Regions from separate parts of the Mus musculus genome. Here region 2 is linked to region 1. A link is a loop called in an ENCODE intact Hi-C map of the cell type or tissue named here. Cell type or tissue: left cerebral cortex. All regions are shown on one strand.

Region 1 (8,000 bases):
TCATGCTGGCTATTTCGTATTATATCAGCCCTTGTGGTTTAATTGTTAACCTGACATAACTTGGGAAGAGAGATTTAGTGAGGGATTGTCCATATTGAGATGTGCTGTGGGTATGTTTGTAAGGGGTTGTCTAAATTAACTGATGTGGGAAGACCCAGCCCACTGTGGGCAGCTCCATTCCCTAGACTGGGGTCCAGAACTGTCTATGAGTGGAGAAACCAAAATGAGCAGAGCAAGCAAGCAGGTAATGTGCTGTGCTTATTTCTCTCTGCTTGTCACTGTGGATACAATGTGACTAGCTGTTTGAAGCTCCTGCCTTGATGTCCCCACAATCATGGTCTGTGACCTGGAATTACAAACTGAAATAACCCCCTTTTTTCCTGCAAGTTGCTTCTTCTTTTTTTTTTTATCTCTTTTCTTTTTTTTTAAATTGGATATTTTCTTTATTTACATTTCAAATGTTTTCCCCTTTCCATGTCTCCCCTCCAGAAACCCCCATCTCCTCCTTTCTCCTGCCACTATGAGGGTGCTCCCCCATCCACCCACTCCCATCTTCCTGCCCCAGCATTCCCCTACACTGGGGCATCAAACACCCTCAGGACCAAGGGGCTCTCCTCCCATTGATGCCCCACAAGGCCATTCTCTGCTACATATGGTATAGCTGGGTCCTCAGGTACTACTGTGTCCAATTTTCTGAGGAACCACCAGACTGGTTTCCAGAGTAGTTGTACCACCTTGCAATCCCACCAGCAATGGAGAAGTGTTGCTCTTTCTCCACATCCTCACCAGCATCTGCTGTTACCTGAGTTTTTGATCTTAGCCATTTTGACTGGTGTGAGGTAGAATCTCAGGGTCATTTTGATTTGCATTGCCCTGATGACTAAGGATGTTGAACATTTCTTTAGGTGCTTCTTGGCTATTCAAGTTTACTCAGTTGAGAATTCTCTGTTAGGCTCTGTTCTCCACTTTTTAATAGGGTTATTTGGTTCTCTGGAGTTTAACTTCTTGAGTTCTTTGTATACAATGGATATTAGTCCTCTATTGGATGTAGGATTGGTGAAGATCCTGTTTATGTATCCAGTCTGTTAGTCTATGTCTTTTTATTAGGGAATTGAGTCCACTGATGTTAAGAGATATTATGGAATAGTGATTGTTGCTTCCTGCTATTTTTTATGTTATTTCTATGTTTGTGTGGCTCTCTTCTTTTGGGTTTGTTGAAAGAAGATTACTTTCTTGTTTTTTCTAGGGATTAGTTTCCCTCCTTGTGTTGGCGGTTTCCATCTATTATCCTTTTTTAGGGCTGGATTTATGAAAAGATATTCTGTAAATTTGGTTTTGACATGGACTATCTTGGTTTCTCCATCAACAGTAATTGAGAGTTTTTCTGGGTATAGTAGCCTGGGGTTGCATGCTACGTCCACTCCAGTGAAGTCTCTTAAGGTCTGTATGATATCTGCCCAGGATCTTCTAATTTTCATAGTCTCTGGTGAGAAGTCTGGTGTAATTCTGATAGGTCTGCCTTTATATGTTACTTGACCTTTTTCCTTTACTGCTTTTAATATTCTTTCTTTGTTTTGTGCTTTTGGTGTTTTGACTATTATGTGATGGGAGGAATTTCTTTTCTGGTCCAGTCTATTTGGAGTACTGTAGGTTTCTTGTATGTTCATGGGCATCTCTTTCTTTAGGTTAGGGAAGTTTTCTTTTATAACTTTGTTGAAGATATTTACTGGCCCTTTAAATTGGGAATTTTCACTTTCTTCTATACCTACTATCCTTAGATTTCATCTTCTCACTGTGTCCTAGATTTCCTGAATATTTTGGGCTTTTTGCATTTTGCATTTTCTTTGACTGTTGTGTCAATGTTTTCTATGGTATCTTCTGCACCTGAGATTCTCTCTTCTATCTCTTGTATTCTGTTGGCGATGCTTGCATCTATGACTCCTGATCTCTTTCCTAAGTTCCCTATCTCCAAAGTTGTCTCCCTTCGTTATTTCTTTATTGTTTCTATCTCCATTTTTAGATCCTGGATGGTTTTGTTCAATTCCTTCACCTGTTTGGTTGTGTTTTCCTGTAATTCTTTAAGAGAGTTTTGCGTTTCCTCTTTAAGGGCTTCTACCTGTTTACCTGTGTTCTCCTGTATTTGTTTAAGAGAGTTATTTATGTCCTTCTTAAAGTCCTCTATCCTCATCATGAGATGTGATTTTAAATCAGAGTCTTGCTTTTCTGGTGTGTTGGGGTATCCAGGGCTGGCTGTGGTGGGAGAACTGGGTTCTGATGATGCCAAGTAGCCTTGATTTCTGTTGCTTATCTTCTTGTCCTTGCCTCTTACCATCTGGTTATCTCTGGTGTTAGCTGTTCTTGCTGTCTCTGACTGTGGCTTGTCCCTTCTGCAAGCCTGTATCCTGGTACTCCTGGGAGACCAGTTTTCTCCTGTAGGAATTTGGGTATGGAGAGCAATGGCAGGGTCAGCTCCAGGGTGCAGACAGAAACCAGAAGGATCCTGTCCCTGGCTGTTCTTTGGTTCCTGTGTCCTGATGGCTCTTGGTGGGTCCCTCTTGGGTTAGGAACTTGAGCAGAAGTGGTGGTCTTACTTGTGCTCACAGGCATTTCGATACTCCTGGGAGACCATCTCTCTTCCAGCCATACTTGGGTGTGCAGAGCTGTGGCACAGGGTCAGTTCCAGGTGCAGATGGAAACCCTCAAGTTGCTTTTATCAGTATGTTTATCATAGCAACAGAAATGAACTAGGACACTAAGCGATCAACAATGCCAAACAGAAGGAGCCAGAGCACTGACTTCTATATAAACATGCTTCCAGGACTGGAGAGATGGCCACACAGCTAAGAGCAAAGAATCCAAGTTCAATTCCTAGTACCTACATGACACCTCACAACAGTCTGCAAGCCCATTTCCAGAGATTCAAAGCCCTCTTCTGTCCTTTGGGGGCACCAAACATTCATTAATGCACATATACATATGCATACAAAATACCCATAAAACAAATACACATGAAACAAACAAAAATCCTGCTTCCGTGGGTTGGTGCAGGTCTGCTCCCTGCACTCACAGGATGTCACCGACATCTGATGTCTCAGGTGCTGGCTAAGTGCAGTGCTGGAAGCGATACAGTAGGTGGCAGTGGTGTCCAAATGACCAAGTCGCATGCTAGGGAAGCCTTCCAAGACTTTCTTGAAAGTGGCTCATTGGAGAACACGATTTCAGGGGAGGACACCGGGTAAACGCTGGCAAGCTGCTCCCTCATTGCAGGTCTTCAAGAGCACAGGATAATCTCAGACTCCTCGGGAGCCTTCGAATGTTACCGTGCTCTGAGGTCAACGTGGCATTTTCCAAATAACGAATAGCACACTGAAAGGCAGGCTCTGTCTCCAGCATCTCCCTCCCTGTAGAGTGACTGCCTGGCCTTTGCAGTGAAGCTTCAGATGGGCACAGGTCCTGCCAGGCTTTCGTAAGCCCACTCTGTGGAAAGAGAAAATGCCCAAGGTGTTTGCTGGCAGGACTCTGATGCCTGCCTGTGCTGCCTCTGCTCCTCAAAGGCAGAGAGACATTAGCACAGGAACCAGCAGCTCCATGCCGCCTCTTCCCGCGTGTGCATCCTGCTTTTGCTTGCCCCCGGCTGCTCTCTCATCTCCCCACTGCTCCTGAGAGACCTCTCTCTGCTTCCTGTCCCCCCACTGCTCCTGGGAAACCTCTCTCTGCCCCCCACTCCTCTTTCACATCTTCCGCCTGTGTCCATATTTTCAAAACTCCAGATTCCGGATATTGGGGAAACACAGGGCGTTTGTCTTTCTGACTCTGCTCTTCATTTTTCTTAGCAGGATGATCTCCCAGTTCATCCATTTTTCCTGGAAAAAAAAAAGCAATTTTATTCTTTACAATTAAGGAAACCCCCAGTGAATGTGTACACCTTACCAGTTTATGTGCTGACAGGCACTGCGGTTGATTTACTATCATGGTCACAGAGAATAGTGTCAGAACAAACATTGTATAGGTATCTCTGTAACATGTTAATTTGAAATTCCTTGGGTAAAATGGAATATCAAGAGAGGTTGGTTTTGTTTTTGTTTGTTGGTTTTTTTTTTGTTTTGTTTTTTGGGTTTTTTTTTTTTTGCTTGCTTTTTGAGACAGAGTCTCTCTAGGTAGACCAGGCTGGCCTTGAATGCACAGAGAGCCACCTGCCTTTGCCTCTGAAGCACACGGATTATAAATTGAACTACTGCCGGGCGGTGGTGGCACATGCCCTTAATCCCAGCACTTGGGAAGCAGAGGCAGACAGATTTCTGGGTTCGAGGCCAGCTTGGTCTACAGAGTGAGTTCCAGGACAGCCAATGCTATACAGAGAAACCCTGTCTCAAAAAAAAAACCAAACCAAAACAAAAAAGTGTGAACTACTGTGCCTGGCCTGGAGTCTCACACACACACACATAAAATATAATTTCATTCTCTTTCAAATCTTTGGTCTCTTTTTTCTTTAATTGTTGCTGCAGATATGTCTGTCTGTCTGTGTCTATATGTCTGTCTTTATTCCTAAATGTACAAATACAACTTACTCAGTTACATGTTTTTAGGGCTGACCATGTGGTATTGGATAACCAATTGTGCTCTTCCCTAAACAAGGAAACACAAACAGATGGGCAAACATGGTGGGGGGGGGGAGAAGGGAGGAAGTGCACAAGGCCTCAACTTGGACTACAGCCGGGTGGTGTGGTGACACCCTTAATCCCAGCACTCCGGAGGCAGAGACAGGCAAATCTCTGTGAGTCGGAGGCCAGTCTGATCTACAGAGCAAGTTGCAAGACAGCCAGGGCTAAAACAGATAAACCCTACCTTGACAACAAGAAAACAAAACAAAACAAAAAGTGAAGAAGGAGGAGCAGAAGGAGGAGGAGGAGGAGGATGAGCAGGAGGAGAAGGAGAAGGAGAAGGAGCAGGAGGAGGAGGAGGAGGAGGAGGAGGAGGAGGAGGAGAAGGAGGAGAAGGAGAAGGAGGAGGAAGAGGAGGAAGAGGACAACAGGTAACTAAGGACTGCTGAGATCGGTGTAGTCTTTCCCCAGGGCTGAGCACGCATGGGCCATTTATTTATTGACCACCAGTGCCTCTGTTGACGACCGTCTGCTCATTTCCCACCGACTGCCTGACTTGTTCTCTCTGTGCTGAGGATTTTCTTTGTGGCCGAGATTTGACTGTCAGATGTTCAGCTAGCAAAGCTGTTTTCCCAACCTGTCACCTTGTTCTTGTTTCCTCTGCCACGTGAAGGATGTTAACTTTTATACAGTCCTGATGTTCAGTCCTTGCTTTGATTTCCTGAGACACCGAGTCCCTGTCAGACAATAACACTAACATCCACACTAACATCATTGTTCATTTTAGATCTGCTGATCATACATACATTCCTAAGACTTCATCTATTTCTTTTAGATCCCCCAGATTTTAAATATATACATTTAAAGAATACTCCTTAAAGACCCTGTGAATTTCGCAAGCATGTCTTCGGGCTCTCTTTTCATATCGCCTGGGTCATCTCCTCCTGATGGGTTTAGCTAATGCCTGGTGATCTTGTTTGTATTTTCAAAGAACTAACTCTGTTTACTTGACCCTTTGTTCTTATAGTCTCTCTGTCTCATCAGTCTCTGCCGCCCCCTTTATCTCCCTACCGGTTTGTGGAACAGCTTGCTCATGTTTTTCTAAGCCCTCGAGGTGCATAATTGAGTTTTGATTTATTTTGGACAAGATCTCATGTAGCCCTGTCTGCTTTCAAGCTTACTAAACCTGAGGAGGACCTTGAACCTCCCTGATCCTCCTGCCTCTGCCCCCAAAGCGAGAGCACGGGTGAGCATCACCACCTCCAGTTTATGTGGTGCTGAGGTCAAACAAAGTTTCCTCTTTTCTTTTTCTCTTTGTTTCTTCCTTCCTTCTTTCTTTCTTTTTTCCTTTATTTCTTTTCAAGACAGGGTTTCTTGTGACCCTGGGTGGCCTGGAGCTCGCTCTGTAGAGCAGGCTGGCCTCGAACTCAGAGACCTCGCTCCTGAGTGCTGGGGTCTAAGATGTGCATCACTTGCTGGTCTCTCAGACTCGGGCTTTTCAAGCTAGGCAAGTGCTCTACCAACTGAGTGATGTCCCCAGCCCAGTCCTGGTTTTTGAACTTAAGTGTTCAGACCTCTCTCTGAATTAATCGCCTTTGTTGTATCCCGAAGGCTGGCCTCAGATTTGGGCTCGGCCCGCAGCAGCCTCCTGAGTCCTGAGATTACTGGCATGTGCCTCCAGGCCTGGCTCTCTGCTTTCTGGGAGTGGAGCTGCTCTGAGTCAAGACTTGAGTTTCAGCATCTGAATAAGCAGCCCTGAAGAAACAACGGCTCACACCACACTTGTCCGGGTCTCCATCTCTGTCGGCCTTTGATCCTGACTAACATGTTCCACACTTGTTCACTGGCTATGCATTCTTTTCTGTTTTGTTTTGAGTTCACACCTTATCAGATAGGAGATGTGTCTGGCTGCCTGTAACACAGACCAAACCCAAAAAGCCTTGCAGGGCCATGTCGTAGAAAGTTACTGGCAAGGCAGGGCCTGAGGGAGCATCTGGAAACTTGGGTTTCTGGAGACTTCCACCATTCTCCAACCGACGAAGGCAGCTCACATCTGTGCAGGCTTTAAGCAGGGTGCAGGTGAAGCAGGGCTGCCTGTATGAGTGCTCTACAGAGCTTCCTGGTAGACACCATTCAGCACTGTGGCTGATGGGGCTCTTCTGACAGAACTGGGCAAGGGGCTGGCCTTGGAAGTGTGAGGCTTTAGCATAGTGTGGGCACCTTAGTTTTTAACCAGACCAGTGAGGGGCTGATATGTGGATCTGGCTCCAGATACAACCATCCCTATTCACTGCTAGCTCCGCCTTCTCAAATCCATCTCATGTCCACAGTTGTTTTCATGAGTTTTAAAGAGCACGCACTGGTTATCTTACATCCTGGGCATTTCACACGTGTTAGCAGTGTAAGGTCTCATTTCCTTCTGGCTGGCTGTGATTATACTCTGTGATCTCCTCTTTGATGCAAGAGTGGTCTAGGAACATGCTGTTTGCATTTAACTGGTGAACAGTTGAAAGGGGGAGGCTATGTTTTTATTGTGCATGTGCACAATTTTAATGGACTATGATGAAAGCGTGGTTTCTAAATTCTTCTCATTAAAAACATGTCTCTTTATAACCAGGCACCATCACCTTATGTAAATCTCTCACAAAAAATATTGCAAGCCATGCCGAGCTGGAACTTGTGACCCTCCTGCCCCTGACTGGCAGGTAGCTGGGATCACAGGCCTGGCCTTCTCCTGGCATTTCAAAGGCCTCCTGTGCCCCGTGCATTCCTCAGCAGTACAGGGCTAGGATGTCCAGGATCAGACATTTCCAGATGGAAGATGAGACCCCGTGTCATCATGTGCTCTGTGCCTCCCCAGCTTTCCCTCCCTTTGGCCCAGAGCCCAAACATCCTGTTTGGCTCAGCACGTGGCAAGCAGGGAGTCTCCACACACATTTTCAGAATGCCTTCAGCCTGTCCCACTCATGTCTATTTTCCCCACCTGACCATCAACCTTCCTTCAAAGCCCCCCCCACACCCACTGAATCAGAGAGCAGGTCACGGCTGGGTTGAAAGCTCTTCATGCGCATTCTCGGGGCTGTGCTCCAAGGGTCTTGTCTCTTGGCTGAGCTGTGAGCTTTCCCAAGCTGGAAGGCTCTTGTGATCAGCAGCCTGGTCCTCCATTTTGGGGAAAGCTGGGTTTGTCTTGTTCTTTTCCCTAAACGTATTTGCATTTGCGGTGATTTATTTCTGTACTTGTTAATCACTGTGAACTGCTGTCATTCCAACGCCACAACCCATTTTTTTTTTTTGTACATTAACAGGTGCTTGTCATGTCTGAACATAGCACTTTGACATTTCCATAGCAACCAGCCCCAGGATGCTGTTGCTGGGGTGGCTCTGGGGGTCCAGGTTGTC
Region 2 (8,000 bases), 340 kb after region 1:
CCTCTGCTCCATCATAGCCATGACCATGTTTTTCCCACAGAAAGTAGTTAGATCACAACAAATGTATCCCAGGTACTTGAAGGCTCAGGCAGAGCCATTCCCTCAAAAAAAAAAAAAAAAAAAAAAGAGCCTTCTATGGCCATGCCAGCCTGGCCAAGGCCTCCTCCAGGCTTCTGCCTGTCCCCTCCCCTACTGTAAATGTGGTCAGTGTACACAGCTGCTTGTCCTCTGACCTGACAGCATTCGAGCCAGAGAGTTCTATATTCTCAGTCCTCACAGTTTGGCCTGGCACCTGTCACCGTGGTCAGTGGCCAGTGTAGGAGAGGAAGCTCAAGCTGACCCTTCTCTTTCTTTGCCTCGTTCCCACCCCCCCACACACCCCACACCTCCACCCCCGAGAAAGAGACACTCACTCAGGCCCTTTGAGTCCTTGATTTCTGTCATAACTGTCAGGATTCCTGCCAGTTCTTGGAGCCATTAATGACTGAGGTTGCTCCCTCAGGGGAGGAGCTGACCAAGGCAAAAGGCATGGATACTGCACCCTGCTACTCAAATATTTGGCAGGACAGCTGCCTGGTGGCTGGGTGAAGCAAAGGAAGATCTATACAGCTAGCCTCAGATCTCTGAGACCAGCACCCATCCTTGCTGAATACATTGTTTCTTTCTTTGTCTTTTTTGTTTTAAATGTTTTGAGTAGGGTCTTATATATCCCAAGTAGATCTCAAACTCACTATGACTCACTATGAATAGAGGATGACTTTACATTTATGAACCTCTTCCTCCACCTCCCAAATGGTGGGGTTAGAGGCATACACCACAATGCCCAGTTTATACTGTGCTGGGGATTAAACCTTGGGTTTGTGCATACCAGGCAAACACTCTACAAAATAAGGTACTACATCTCCAGCCCTAGTCTGTCTCTGTTGATCATTTGACCCTCACAGCCACTGAAGAGAGCACTATTGCCCCCATTTTACAGATATGTAGCCCAGCTTCTGTAGGCTTCGAGATTTACCGGTTATCTCTTGGAGAGACATTATGTCTCTCAGCTTTAGGGATCACAACAGAGTTTCTCAGTGCTTTTGACTTGGAGACTGGCGGAGGCAGGAGTCATGGTCCAGGTGAGCTCTACCTTCACAGTGGGAAGGTCTCAATCAGCAGGATGCATTGGGCAAGCAAACGTATTATCTGCCCATCTCAGTGAGCCTAGAGGAACAGGGCCTAGGGAACAAACATAGGGCTACCAGGGGGAAGCCTTCACACTTGTTCCCAGAGATCCTTGTGGCCTCTGAGCATCCATGGAACCAGCTCAAGGGTTGGGGGGCTGTGCCACCATAGGGCATCAAAGGACCCTGGCTAACCCTAGGGACTAGGGTGGCTCCAAATGCAGCATGTTGACCCAGGAAGCCTGAGTGCTGGTCTTGTTCCATCCAGCAAGAGCAGCTAGCACGGTAGCACTGCCTGTCTGCTTCTCCACCCTTTTCCCTTCCCAAATGGAAACATGTGGTTCTCTGGCCTCATTATTTCCTTCTCCTTCAGCCTGTGGCCCTCTGCCCTGCTCCCAAACCTGGACAGATCAGTAAAACTACCTAGAAATGTGAAACAAGGCTGGGGCTCAACTCGAAGGTTTGGTTTCTGTCCTAGCTAGGGTTACTATTGCTATGATAAAACACCACACCCAAAAGCAATTTAGGGAGGAAAGGGTTTATTTGGCTTACACTTCCACATCACACTGTTCATCACTGGAGGAAGTCAGGACAGGAACTCAAGCAGGACAGGAACCTGGAGGCAGAGGCCAGGGAAGAGAGCTGCTTATCAGCCTGCTATCTTATAGAACCCAGAAGCACCAGCCCAGGGATGGCCCCACACACAGTGGGCTGGTTCTTTCTCATCAATCACTACAGGCTTGCCCACAGCCCAATCTCATGGAGGTGTTTTCTCAGCTGAGGCTCTCTCCTTCTTGATGACTACAGCTTGTGTCAAGTTGACAAAGTTAGCCCAGAACATTGTCCTTCTGTTTGTTCTCAAAACAAGGTCTCATGTAGCCCAGGTTGGCCTTAAACTCAGTATGTAGTCAGGGTGACCTTGAATGTCTGTTCCTCTGGGCTTCACCTCCTAAGGGCTGGATAATAAGCATAAACAAATAAATAAATAAATAAACCCTAGGTTTTGTGGTTGCTGCTGTTTTGTTTGATTTTGAGACAAAGTCTCATTGGCGTTGCAGGCTTGGAGATAGCCTGTAACAGATGCTGAGATGAAGCTGGAATTAGAAAGCCAAATGAGTGCACGCCCTTAGTCCCAGCATTCGGGAGGTGGAGGCCAAAGCAAGCAGCAGAGCTCTGAGTTCAAGACCAGCCTGATCTACAGAGTGAGTTCCAGGACAGCCAGGGCTACACAGAGAAACCCTGTCTTTAAAAAAGAAGGGGGATGGGCTGGTGAGATGGCTCAGTGGGTTAGAGCACCCGACTGCTCTTCCGAAGGTCCAGAGTTCAAATCCCAGCAACCACATGGTGGCTCACAACCATCCGTAACGAGATCTGACTCCCTCTTCTGGTGTGTCTGAAGACAGCTACAATGTACTTACATATAATAAATAAATAAAAAAAAAAAAAAAAAAAAAAAAAAAGAAGGGGGAAGAAAGAGGAGAAAGAAGAAATAGAACTGCTGAGTAGAGACAGTGCTAGTTACTAATTTTTTTTTAAAAAAGCATCCATCTTTTTAATGTAAATATGCATAGGTATTTGTCTTAAGAAGACAGGAGCTGGGCGGTGGTGGCACATGCCTTTAATCTCAGCACTTGGAGGCAGAGACAGGCGGATTTCTGAGTTTGAGGCCAGCCTGGTCTACAGAGTCAGTTCCAGGACATCCAGGGCTACACAGAGAAATCCTGTCTCGAAAAGACAAAAAAAAAAAGAAAGAAAGAAAGAAAGAAAAGAAAAAGAAACAGGAGAATGAAGTTGTCCACAAATGCCCAAAAAGAGAGGAAAAGAGAGGGAGAGGGGAGAGGAGGAAGGAAGGAAGGAAGGAAGGAAGAAGAGAGAGGAGCAGGAAGAAGCAATAGGAAGAAGGAAACGGGAGAGTAAGGTAGGCTGGGAGGTCGCCTGGGAAGCTCCCTCCCTCGGGCTGGGAGGGGCTGGAGGGCAGGTGAGTGGGTGGCATGGCAGCTGGATGCCCCTGCCCCTCCCCTCAGACGCATGCAGCCCCCTCCTGACCTCAGTGCCAGGCTCTGGGTAGAGTCACTGGGCACACCCGTCCTGGTATCCGGCCCTGGGGCTAACCCAGCTCCTCCTGCCGATCACACCCTTTCTCGTCTGAGGCTTTAATTCTAAAAATGGAACTTCCAGACATTTTTTTTTTTTGCGGAGCCAAAACTGCCCTGCACAAAGCTCTAGGGCTGCTGCCTTCAGAATGGCAGGGCTGAGGGGAGAGCCGGCCAGTGAGACGGCGGCGCTGAGAGCTGGCGAGAGCTGGGACTCCCACAGGAGGCAGCCTGGCCAGCTCTGCCCCTCACATTCTCCTAGGAATGTCTGTGGGGCTGAGGACTAAGCCCTGTATGGATGAGCCAGCTTCCCCACGGAGTACCTAAGGTTTCCCCAAGTTCTGCAGGCCACCATGTCACTTCCTGCCAATCATGGCTCAGGAGGTCTAGGGTCTTGGTAGCTGTTCTCACATAACGCTAGGCCCATCCTTATTTTATTTTGGTTTTTTTTTTTTCAAGACAAGGTCTCACTATGTAGCCCTGGCTGTCCTGGAACTTACTCTGTAGACCAAACTGGCCATGAACTCACAAACATCAGCCTGCTGGAATTAAAGGGGGTCTTGTCACATGACGAGACCTGAAGAGTTTGGAGGAAACTTTCCAGCTGTGTACCTGAAAACCCTACCAAGCAGTGGCACTTGCATTCCTGGTTTGCCCAGCAGCCCATGTGGGCTGGGGTTCTTTGGCGTCTTTACCTACTCATTCTGCCTGCCCCAAAACTATGGCACTGGGATGGTGTGGTAGTGACGCTGTCACATCTTTCTTAGTGACAGTCACCCATGTGACTCCTTCATGAGTCACCATCCGCCTGTAGTTAGAGACTTGGCCTGCTCCTGCTTTAACACAATTAAAGCATCTCAGACATCTGGTGTTGCCATGCGTGTCAGCCCACGTGTAGTGTCTTAGAGGGCTTCGTTTTTGTTGTTGTTGTTGTTGTTTTTTGTTTTGTGGTGCTAGAGATTGAATCCAGAGCCTCACCCCAGACCCTCTTTGCAGATTAAAGTTGCATTTTTTTTTCTGTGACTATCATGCTGTAAATATCACATGCTCACTGCACATTTATATGTCTGTCTTAGGGTTTTATTGCTGTGAACAGGCACCATGACCATGGCAACTCTTATAAAGGGAAACTTTTTTTTTTTTAAGATTTATTTATTTATTATATGTGTAAGTACACTGTAGCTGTCCTCAGACACACCAGAAGAGGGAGTCAGATCTCATTACAGGTGGTTGTGAGCCACCATGTGGTTGCTGGGATTTGAACTCCGGACCTTCGGAAGAGCAGTCGGGTGCTCTTACCCACTGAGCCATCTCACCAGCCCAAAGGGAAACATTTAATTGGAGCTGGCTTACAGTTCAGAAGTTTAGTCCATTGTCACCTTGGCAGGAAGCATGGTGACAACCAGGCAGACATGGTGCTTGCTGGAAAAGGAACTTTCAATCCGCAGGCAGCAGAAGGAAACTATGTGCCACACTGGGCATAGCTTGAGCATAGGAGATTTCAAAGTCCGCCCTCACAGTGACACACTTCCTCTAAAAAGGCTACACCTCCAAATACTGTCACTCCCTATGGGCCAAGCATTCAAACACTTGAGTCTGTGGGGGCCATTCCTATTCAAACCACCACAATATCTACGTTTAGGTTTGTTTATGAAACATAGGGTCTCATGTAGTCAAGGCTTGGCCTCTACGTCACTATGTAGCCAAGGGTGAACTTGAACTTTTTCTATACTCCATGCCTATTTTATAGGTGGTGTGAAGTAGAACTCAGGGCCTCTTGTGTGCTAGGCAGGCACTAGGAACTGAGCCACACCCTGAGATTACATATCTTTCTTTGGCTTGGTTCTTTTTTTTTTTTTTTTTTTGAGGTGGGGTGAGGTCTTTTTGCTTTTATTTTTGGGTTCATTATGTCTCCCAAGCTCATGATTTTCCTGCCTCTGCCTCTCAAGTACTAGAATTACAAGCGCCACCAAAATGCCTAACGTCAGCCATCTTGTTACTGAGTCCTTTTTACGGACTGAGCATCCGACCTTAGTCAGAACATGTTTTGTGATTATCTCCTGTTGCTTGCATATCTTTCCTCCTATTTTTATGGCAGTAAAGTGCACCCAATGTGAAATTTACCATCTAAACCATTACGAATATTGAGCATCATTCAACACATGAACCGTTTACAGCCACCTCATCATGCATCTCCATGACCCTTCTCACCTTGTAAGGCGGACACTGTGAGGTAAGGATGCAGCTCGGCAAAAGAGCACTTGCCAACACATCCAACATCCTGGCTCCCAGGCCCAGCCCTGAAATAGAAAGTTGGAACTTGACGGTCTTCAGACAAGAGAGGACAAGATGACAGAGGCCATGTCTTGAGATCACAACAGCAGCATCACAGAAGCTCTAAGAGGAAATCGGGGTCCACAGTGTAGAAGAGGGGTCTCCTCTTCTGTCTTTTCTGAGGATGATGGAGTTTTCACAACACAAGCCTACAGCCATGATTCACAGGCAGGAGTCAGGGAAGAGTGGGGTAGGAGGATGTGTGGATGCCAATACCCTTTTGGATATAAATTCATTTCTCCAGATGAGATGCTGGGACCTGGAAGTCTGCTAGCGAGAGACTGGGGATATTTCAGTAGGATTTTTCAGGAGGGTGCAAGTTCATATTTGCAGCAGGGAAAACCTGTATAGCACTGTGCCCTGAACAGGGGCTGGGTTCCGTACTGTGTTCTCATGGAACTCTGGTAAGGGTGTTCTGACTACTCTCAGTATCTCATGTGGACGGGATCATACAGTGTGGTGTGTGTGCTGGTGGGGTTGAATAAAGCCTTGTGCATGCTAGGCAAGTTCCCCACCCCCAGGCTTATCCCCAGCCTATAATTAGCATCTCCGCATGCGGGGCTGTGGATGTGGGGGAAAGAGGGATGGGAGAAAACCTGCGTCCTGCCAGAGTTCCGGGCAGACGCGGAGGACTGCTGCATGCTTTCCACGTGGCCCCGGATGGGTGTCTGGCTGTGTTAAGCCACTGACTCCATCTGAGCAGGTGGTGGACAAGGGGCAGCCCTAGGTACCAGGTTCTCAGCCTTGGGCATCCCACACTGGATACCACGGAAGAGCTGAGGACAGAATGGGGACAGGGTGGCACTGGGCCTCGGGGCCGAAGGGAGGAGAGGTCAGGGGGAGAGGGGGCGCTGGATGGTTCCCATTCGGATGAGAGAGTCCTTGGTCAGGTCAGTGGCTGGAGCACAGGATGGCCTCTGGCAGGAGGTTAGACGCAGCTCATTAGGAGAAAGCCTATTCCATCATTCAAGCACAGCGGGCCTTGATGATCAGAGACAGTCTACAGTTTTAGAGCTTTATTGTAGAAAGGCAGGGAGAAAGAGAGACGGTAGAAAGAGAGATGAGCCATGGCCATGTGGAGAGAGGGGGAGAGAAAGAGAGAAGGAGGGCTAGAGAGTAAGAGAGGTGAGGGCTTAAAGAGAGTGAGGAGGGGCCAAGCAGCCCCTTTTATAGTGGGCTGGGCTATCTTGCTGTTTGTTGCCAGGTAACTGTGGGGAGGAGCATACCTGGCTATAGTCAGGTAGCTGTGGGGGTGGAGTCTAGCCAGAATGACAGAAGCTTGGGACTTTTCGTGACTGAGTCACAGAATTATGGACAGGCACCTGATTCTGGGAACGTGGCTCGCCTTTCCGGTCCCTCGTAGATTTCTCTATTGGGTCACCGGAGCGAGCCCCATTCAACCAAAATAGCCTATTCAACCAAAATAGGCTGCCTATCACAATCCCACATCCACACACTTAAACATTTCTTTCTTCTATGCCTTGGGAAGATCTGAACTCTTCTCTTTGGGTTTGTTGTTTTATAGATTCAAACTACAGCCCCTGACTCCTAGCTAAGTGTTCCACCACCAGGCCTTAGCTACCCTCTGAGGGACAGAGCACTAGACCTCCCTAATCTGAGCTCTAAGGACTATCTAAGTGTATCTTGGTACATAGTCAAATATTGTTTGGAGGGGCTGGAAAGATGGGTCGGAGGTTAAAACAAGCTGTTCTTCCTGAGGTCCTGAGTTCAAATCCCAGCAACCACATGGTGGCTCACAACCATCTGTAATGGGATCTGACGCCCTCTTCTGGTGTGCATTAAGACAGGTTACTCATATACATAAAATACATACATACATAAACAAATAAATAAATTGGAATTTGGGCTATATACCCTCAGTTCAATTCTCAGCACACATATGCGTGAACACACATACATAACGAGGCCAAAACAGTAATTCTGCCTGTTTTTACAACAAGGAAAAAACAAAAACAGCAGCAGCAGCAACAAAAATCAACAGCAAAGCTGAATGCAGGTGGCAGTGCGCCTGTAGTCTTGGCTCTGAGGGAGCAGAGACCGAGGACAAAGAGCTGGAGGCCAGCTTGGGCTACGTGGTAGGAAGTGATCTTTCAGTGCTGAGGACTGAACCCAGGGCCTCTTGCATGCAGGGCAAGGGCTCTTTGCTATTGTTGGCAGTTAGGGGTTGAATCACAGACTGTGTATCCCTCGATCTAGCCTAGGAGCCAATGTGCAGTTCAGGCTAACTTTGCTGCAATCCTCCTGCCTCCCTAATACAGGCACGAGCTAGCCAGCACCTTGACATACTTCAGCTTTAAACCTAACTCAGAGCCGGGCGTGGTGGCACACGCCTTTAATCCCAGCACTTGGGAGGCAGGGGCAGGCAGATTTCTGAATTCGAGGCCTT

What was found. Peaks named below come from ENCODE experiments on the same cell type or tissue, not always from the same donor. Only the 100,000 strongest peaks of a DNase experiment are listed, where the experiment ranks them.
Region 2: a loop joins it to region 1, with 2.6 times the contacts of the local background. A loop is called at or near these places in 2 of 42 quality-filtered maps.

Annotation. Positions count from the first base shown.
Region 1 is chr12:112,086,423-112,094,422 of GRCm38, reverse strand. No RefSeq gene overlaps it. Among named protein-coding and RNA genes, the nearest start is that of Aspg, 16 kb to the left of the region's middle. In left cerebral cortex, a CTCF peak has its summit at 3,120 (motif pointing right); a DNase peak (open chromatin) is centred at 3,159.
Region 2 is chr12:111,748,746-111,756,745 of GRCm38, reverse strand. It overlaps a transcript of Coa8 not described here. Among named protein-coding and RNA genes, the nearest start is that of Klc1, 6.1 kb to the left of the region's middle. In left cerebral cortex, a CTCF peak has its summit at 4,459 (motif pointing right); DNase peaks (open chromatin) are centred at 4,046, 5,857 and 6,096; H3K27ac peaks cover 1,051 bases.